Regions from separate parts of the Homo sapiens genome. Here region 1 is linked to region 2. Evidence: chromatin loops called from intact Hi-C (ENCODE). Cell type or tissue: OCI-LY7. All regions are shown on one strand. Each heading gives the region's core, and the rest is flanking DNA. Links, peaks and the distances in the headings are about the cores only.

Evidence for each region. Hi-C counts contacts between places; a loop is a spot of excess contacts. Peaks named below come from ENCODE experiments on the same cell type or tissue, not always from the same donor. Only the 100,000 strongest peaks of a DNase experiment are listed, where the experiment ranks them.
Region 1: it touches region 2 in a loop (9-fold over the local background); 4 of 110 quality-filtered maps call a loop at or near these places.

Annotation. Positions count from the first base shown.
Region 1 is chr19:16,513,409-16,516,314 of GRCh38, forward strand. C19orf44 (chromosome 19 open reading frame 44) reads left to right here. Exons shown (of 9, transcript NM_032207.4): 7 at 1,089-1,255. Among named protein-coding and RNA genes, the nearest start is that of C19orf44, 18 kb to the left of the region's middle. In OCI-LY7, for the core only: CTCF peaks have their summits at 1,472 (motif pointing left) and 1,671; a DNase peak (open chromatin) is centred at 1,433.
Region 2 is chr19:16,440,151-16,443,056 of GRCh38, forward strand. It overlaps EPS15L1 (epidermal growth factor receptor pathway substrate 15 like 1), which reads right to left. Exons shown (of 24, transcript NM_001258374.3): 2 at 2,028-2,069; 3 at 1,742-1,831; 4 at 712-759. Among named protein-coding and RNA genes, the nearest start is that of EPS15L1, 30 kb to the right of the region's middle. RefSeq lists enhancers at 911-1,411, 1,412-1,912. In OCI-LY7, for the core only: CTCF peaks have their summits at 1,696 (motif pointing right) and 1,899; a DNase peak (open chromatin) is centred at 1,691; H3K4me3 peaks cover 1,095 bases; H3K27ac peaks cover 2,220 bases.

The DNA.
Region 1 (2,906 bases), core at 109-2,608, 73 kb after region 2:
AGTCTCGCTCTGTTGCCCGGGCTGGAGTGCAGTGGCGCGATCTCCACTCACTGGGACCTCTGCCTCCTGGGTTCAAGCGATTCTCCTGCCTCAGCCTCCCGAGTAGCTGGGATTACAGGCACCTGCCACCACGCCCGGCTAATTTTTGTATTTTTAGTACAGACAGGGTTTCTCCATGTTGGCCAGGCTGGTCTCGAACTCCTGACCTCAAATGATCTGCCCACCTCGGTCTCCCAAAGTTCTGGGATCACAGGCCTGAGCCGCCCTGCCTGGCACAAGACCACTTTTGTTTTGTATGTTCCCCTTGGTGGCATTACATCAATAAGCCATAGTTTATTTCCCCTGAAGACATGTATTTGACTGATGCTGAGTTGCACAGCCTGGGTAGACATTCCCTTGCCTCCTGGGCTGAGTCTGTGTGGCCCTCACAAAGGCTCCAGTCCAGCCTGAGGCATGAGGGAGGGGCCCCAGCAGCCATCTTAGAGAGTTTAGTCTTTGTCGAGTCCAGTGGAGCCAATAAAGGCTTGTGATACACGTAGGGGTCCATCTGGTACCTACTATTTTTTTCCCTTTTCAATTTTTTAATTTTTTTTTTTTGAGACGGAGTCTTGCCCTGTCACCCAGGCTGGAGTGCAGTGGTGTGATCTTGGCTCACTGCAACATCTGCCTCCCAGGTTCAAGCGATTCTCCTGCCTCAGCCTCCCAAGTAGCTGGGACTACAGGTGTCTGCCACTACACCTGGCTAATTTTTTTTTTTGTTTTTTTAGTAGAGATGGGGTTTCACTATGTTGGCCAGGCTGGTCTCAAACTCCTGATCTCGAACTCCTGATCTTGTGATCCGCCTGCCTCAGCCTTCCAAAGTGCTAGGATTACAGGTGTGAGCCACTGTTGCTTAAACCCAGGAGTTCGAGGCTGCAGTGCGCTGTGATGGCACCGCTGTACTCCAGCCTGGGTGGCAGAGCGAGACCCTGTCTCCAGAAAAAAAAAAAAAGATTTCAGAGAGCAGCCTGGCACCTGAGCGGTGGGGGGGGGGCTGCAGAATTTGTGGGGCCCCAGCGAAGCCACCGAGTAACGCGGAGCTGGGTCAGCCCTGACCGCTTACAGCCCGGCCGTGCTGGCACTCCATGATGTGCTGAAGCAGCAGCTGAGCCTGACGCAGCAGTTCATCCAGGCCAGCCGGCACCTGCACGCCTCCCTCCTGCGCTCCCTGGACGCGGACTCCTTCCACTACCACACCCTGGAGGAAGCCAAAGAGGTGAGCGCAGCTCCCCATGGGCAGGGGCAGGGCAGTAGGGGAGCGGCAGCTCCCAGAGGCCGGGCCGAAGGGATATGGGCCGGGGCCTGGGCTCCAGCGCTCAGCCCAGGGCTGCAGGGATGCAGTGGGGCCATCACCTGTCCCTGTGGAGGGAGCCTCATTTCCTGCCACCCTGTGGCAAAAGCTGGTACAGGGTGGGGTGCTGAGCTCCTGCACCTTGCAGCCAGCCCCGCCTGGGCTGTGTGACCTCAGACTAAAGGGACCTACTGTTCGTGGCACTGTTTTCTCCCATGGGAGGGGTCCTGTCCCTTTCCCTGAGCCTCCTGAGACATCCCCGAGATGGGGCCAGAGGCGGCCCAGCTGTTCTCCTCAGCAATCACCCTCACCTCTTTTTTTACCCTCTAAGAATTTTTATCTGATTACCAGCCAGGTGCCGTGGCTCACACCTGGTGCTTTGGGAGGCTGTGATGGGTGGATCACTTGAGGTCAGGCGTTTGAGACCAGCCCGGCCAACGTGGTGAAGCCCCATCTCTACTAAAAATACAAAAATTAGCCAGGATGGTGACGGGCGCCTGTAGTCCCAGCTACTCAGGAGGCTGAGGCAGGAGAGTCGCTTGAACCTGGGAGGTGGAGGTTGTAGTGAGCTGAGATCGTGCCACTGCACTCCAGCTCGGGTGACGAGCAAGACTCCGTCTCAAAAAAACTTTTTAAAATCTGATTACCAAAAATTACGTGGCTGTTTTCTGAAAATCTTGTTGCAGAGATGTGTAACCTGCAAGTTCTCCTTAATTTCAGAGGTAACTATTACCAAGCTGATATATATACTCCTTCAGACTCTTGTATGAACCATAGTATGCGTATTTCTTTTTTTTAAAATTTTTTTTTGACGGAGTTTTGCTCTTGTTGCCCAGGCTGGAATGCAGTGGTGTGATCTCAGCTCACTGCAGCCTTCGCTTCCTGGGATCAAGCGATTCTTCTACCTCAGCCTCTCAAGTAGCTGGGATTACAGGTGCCTGCCACCATGCCCAGCTAATTTTTGGGATTACAGGTGCGAGCCACCATGCCTGGCCACGTATTTCTTTATAGAAATGGCATTATACTATATGCAGTCCTTTATGGTGATCTATTCATAAACTTTTTTTTTTCTTTTGAGACTGAGTTTCACTCTTGTTGCCCAGGCTGGGGTGCAATGGTGCAATCTCAGCTCACTGCAACCTCCGCCTCCTGGGTTCAAGTGATTCTCTTACCTCACCTTCCTGAGTAGCTGTGATTACAGGTGCGAACCACCATGCCCAGCTAATTTTTCATATCTTTAGTAGAGACAGGGTTTCTCCATGTTGGTCAGGCTGGTCTTGAACTCCCGACCACAGGTGATCCACCTGCCTCGGCCTCCCAAAGTGCTGGGATTATAGGCGTGAGCCACCGCCCCCTGCTTTAAACATTTTACATAACAAATTTTTCAGTGTTTATTTCTAAAAAGTGATGTTAAAGCCAGGTGTGGTGGTTCATTCCTGTAATCCCAGCACTTTGGGAAGCTGAGGCAGGGTGGGTCGCTTGAGCCCAGGAGTTCATGACCAGCCTGGGCAACATAGCAAGACTCCATCTCTATTAAAAAATACAAGAAAACTAGTTTAAGTTTAGCATAGTGGTG
Region 2 (2,906 bases), core at 140-2,639:
GGCTGGGCGTGGTGGCTCATGCCCATAATCCCAGCAGTTTGGGAGGCCGAGGTGGGCAGATCACCTGAGGTCAGGAGTTCGAGACCAGCCTGGCCAAGATAGTGAAACACTATCTCTACTAAAAATACAAAAATTAGCCAGGCATGATGGTTCTCGCCTGTAATCCCAGCTACTCCAGAGGCTGAGGCAGGGGAATCACTTGATCCTGGGAGGTGGAGGTTGCAGTGAGCCGAGATTGCACCACTGCACTCCAGCCTGGGCAACAGAGTGAGACTCCATGTCAAAAAAATAAAAAATAACACCAATGTTATTTTCTGGCTCTGATCACTGTGCTGTGGTTATGTAAGACACCATCACTGGGGAGAGCTGGCAAAAGATACACAGGAACCCTCCAAGCTATTTGTGCAACTTCCACGAGAGACTGGTCCAAAATAAAAAGTCTGGACAACACTTTAATCACATGTAAGGTTACAAAACATTAAAAGAAAAATAAATAAATAAATAAATAAAAGATACACTAGCCATGAAAGATGGCTCCAAGTGTTTAAAAGACCTTTATTTCAAAATGAAAACTTCCCGTGTTAAGTTTGACAGCCGTGCTCATGCCTAGTAATACTTGACAGTGGAGGAATGTGGAAGGAGCCGTGGAGGTCACCCAGCCTGGGGGCTCTGCCCAGCCCCTCCATTTGCTCTGTGTACATGTGTATATACCTGTTTGTCCAAGAACCCTTTACCTTCTGGATCGGCCAAGTCCCATATCTGCGGAAACACAAAAATGCTCATAAGCATGACTGCCGATCACTGTCCACGTGTTAACAAAAACCAGAGCCGCCACCACCCCATCACTGGCCTTGCGGGGCAGGAGTGACTGTCCCCAGGTTGTCCTGCAGATGAAGAAGCCAATTCAGAGCAGGTGAATGATCTGCCCAGGGGCGCACAGCCAGTCAGCGGCAGGGCCCAGAGGACATCCAGGTGCACTCAGCTCCCAAGCCAATGGTGTTTATGACACCCTTCTTCCCCCAACTAAAGTCCGCAAGTGGCCAAGCGCGGTGGTTCACGCCTGTAATCCCAGCACTTTGGGAGGCCAAGGTGGGCGATTCACCTGAGGTCAGGAGTGCGAGACCAGTCTGGCTAACACAGTGAAACCCCGTCCCTACTAAAAATACAAAAAATTAGCCGGGCGTGGTGGCAGGTGCCTGTAGCCCCAGCTACTCGGGAGGCTGAGGCAGGAGAATGGCGTGAACCCAGAAGGTGGAGCTTGCAGTGAGCTGAGATCACGCTACTGCACTCCAGCCTGGGCGACAGAGCGAGACTGTCTCAAAAAAAAAATTAGCCGGGTGTGGTAGCATGTGCCTGTAATCCCAGCTATTCAAGAGGCTGAGGCAGGAGAATCACTTGAACCCGGGAGGAGGAGGTTGCAGTGAGCCGAGATCGCGCCGCTGCATTCCAGCCTAGGCAACAAGAGCGAAACTCTGTCTCAAAAAAAAAAAAAAAAAAAAAAGTCCACAAGCTATCAAGACCCCAAAAGTACTCGGGTTTCTTATCTGCTACCAAAGTAGTGGTGGGGGCTGCCACCTGGGCATTTGGATCCACCAGCTGCAGCCTGAGAGGTCTGCAGCGACCAGGCCACTACCCAGGAGGCCGGGCCCCATGGAAGGAGGCCTGCACAGGCTGGCCCTGACCTGCGGGGGGAGCTGTGAGGGCAGCCACAGAAGAGAAATCACTATTCATCTTCACATACCTTCCCAAGGATAATGTCCGAGAGGCCAGACTTCTTTAGAAAAAGCGCAGCTTCACTCGCCCCCACCCTCCCTGTGTATGCCGGATCGACCTGAAATGGGAGACCAAGAGGCAAAATAACTTTTCAGCAAATGCAGCAGCAGGTGAAGTGGCACCCGCCACGCTAACTATCCGCTGACAGTGAACAGAAAAGGACAAAAGGCCGCTCAGCCGGGCTTCTATTCTGTACTGTGCTTTCAGCTCAGGCATGCTCTAGTTCCATCTGAAGAGACATCAGCTAAACTTACCTGCTTGTAATAAGATTCATACAACGAATTTCCAGTGGGAATCTGTAAATGAAACCACAGATATTGGTCAAAAGTGAACACAACCCCTTGGGGAAAAAAAGGGTTGCCCCCTCAATTTTGTCATGACCAAAATATATGATGATAGTTAGAGTCAAAATGCATGCACTTTAAACATCCTCTGAACACAGAATTCAGTTTATCTTCAGACACAGATATTATTATGCTTACCTGATTTAGAAAAAGTAAGCTTAATGTTCTTTAATAAATCCTGATTCTAGGGCAAACAATATAGTCACTCAGGAAACAGCAGCAGCAGCCCAGTGTCAATTTCCATTCACTGAGCAAAGGGATTTCAGCTCCTGGAGAGCTCAGAGGGAAAGGACACTCTATCCTCTGAGATTGTTCTCTGGCTCCGGAATCAGAAAAGAAGTTTCCACGCATTATCATAAATCACCAGGCCTGCAAGCTTTCGACCAGTTTCCCTGGCCTGGGTCTGGTTCTCAACCATCCCATCCATCCTCCTCCAGCTACCTGAGTGCTCAGAGACGCACACTGACCAGCCCGCGCCCGGAGAGCGCTGGCCAGTAACTGTTCCCACCAGGGAAGGAAGGAAGTGCAGTGTCCTCAGCTTGGCACTGAAGATATTCCATTTCCCGACACCTCAGAGCCCCAAGACATCGCTGTTTGGAGGTCACTTCCCCATCTAGGGTCACGCAGCTAATCGGGGCCACCAGAGGCCACACCTGGATCCAGCCTGGCTGGCGGCCAAGTCCAGACACTTCCCGCTGTGTCCTGAGCTCTGCCAGACGTCTCCCAGGGAAGGGGAGGGACACCCAGGGGAGTGTGCCAACCTGGTGGGGAATTATGCAGTCCCTGAAA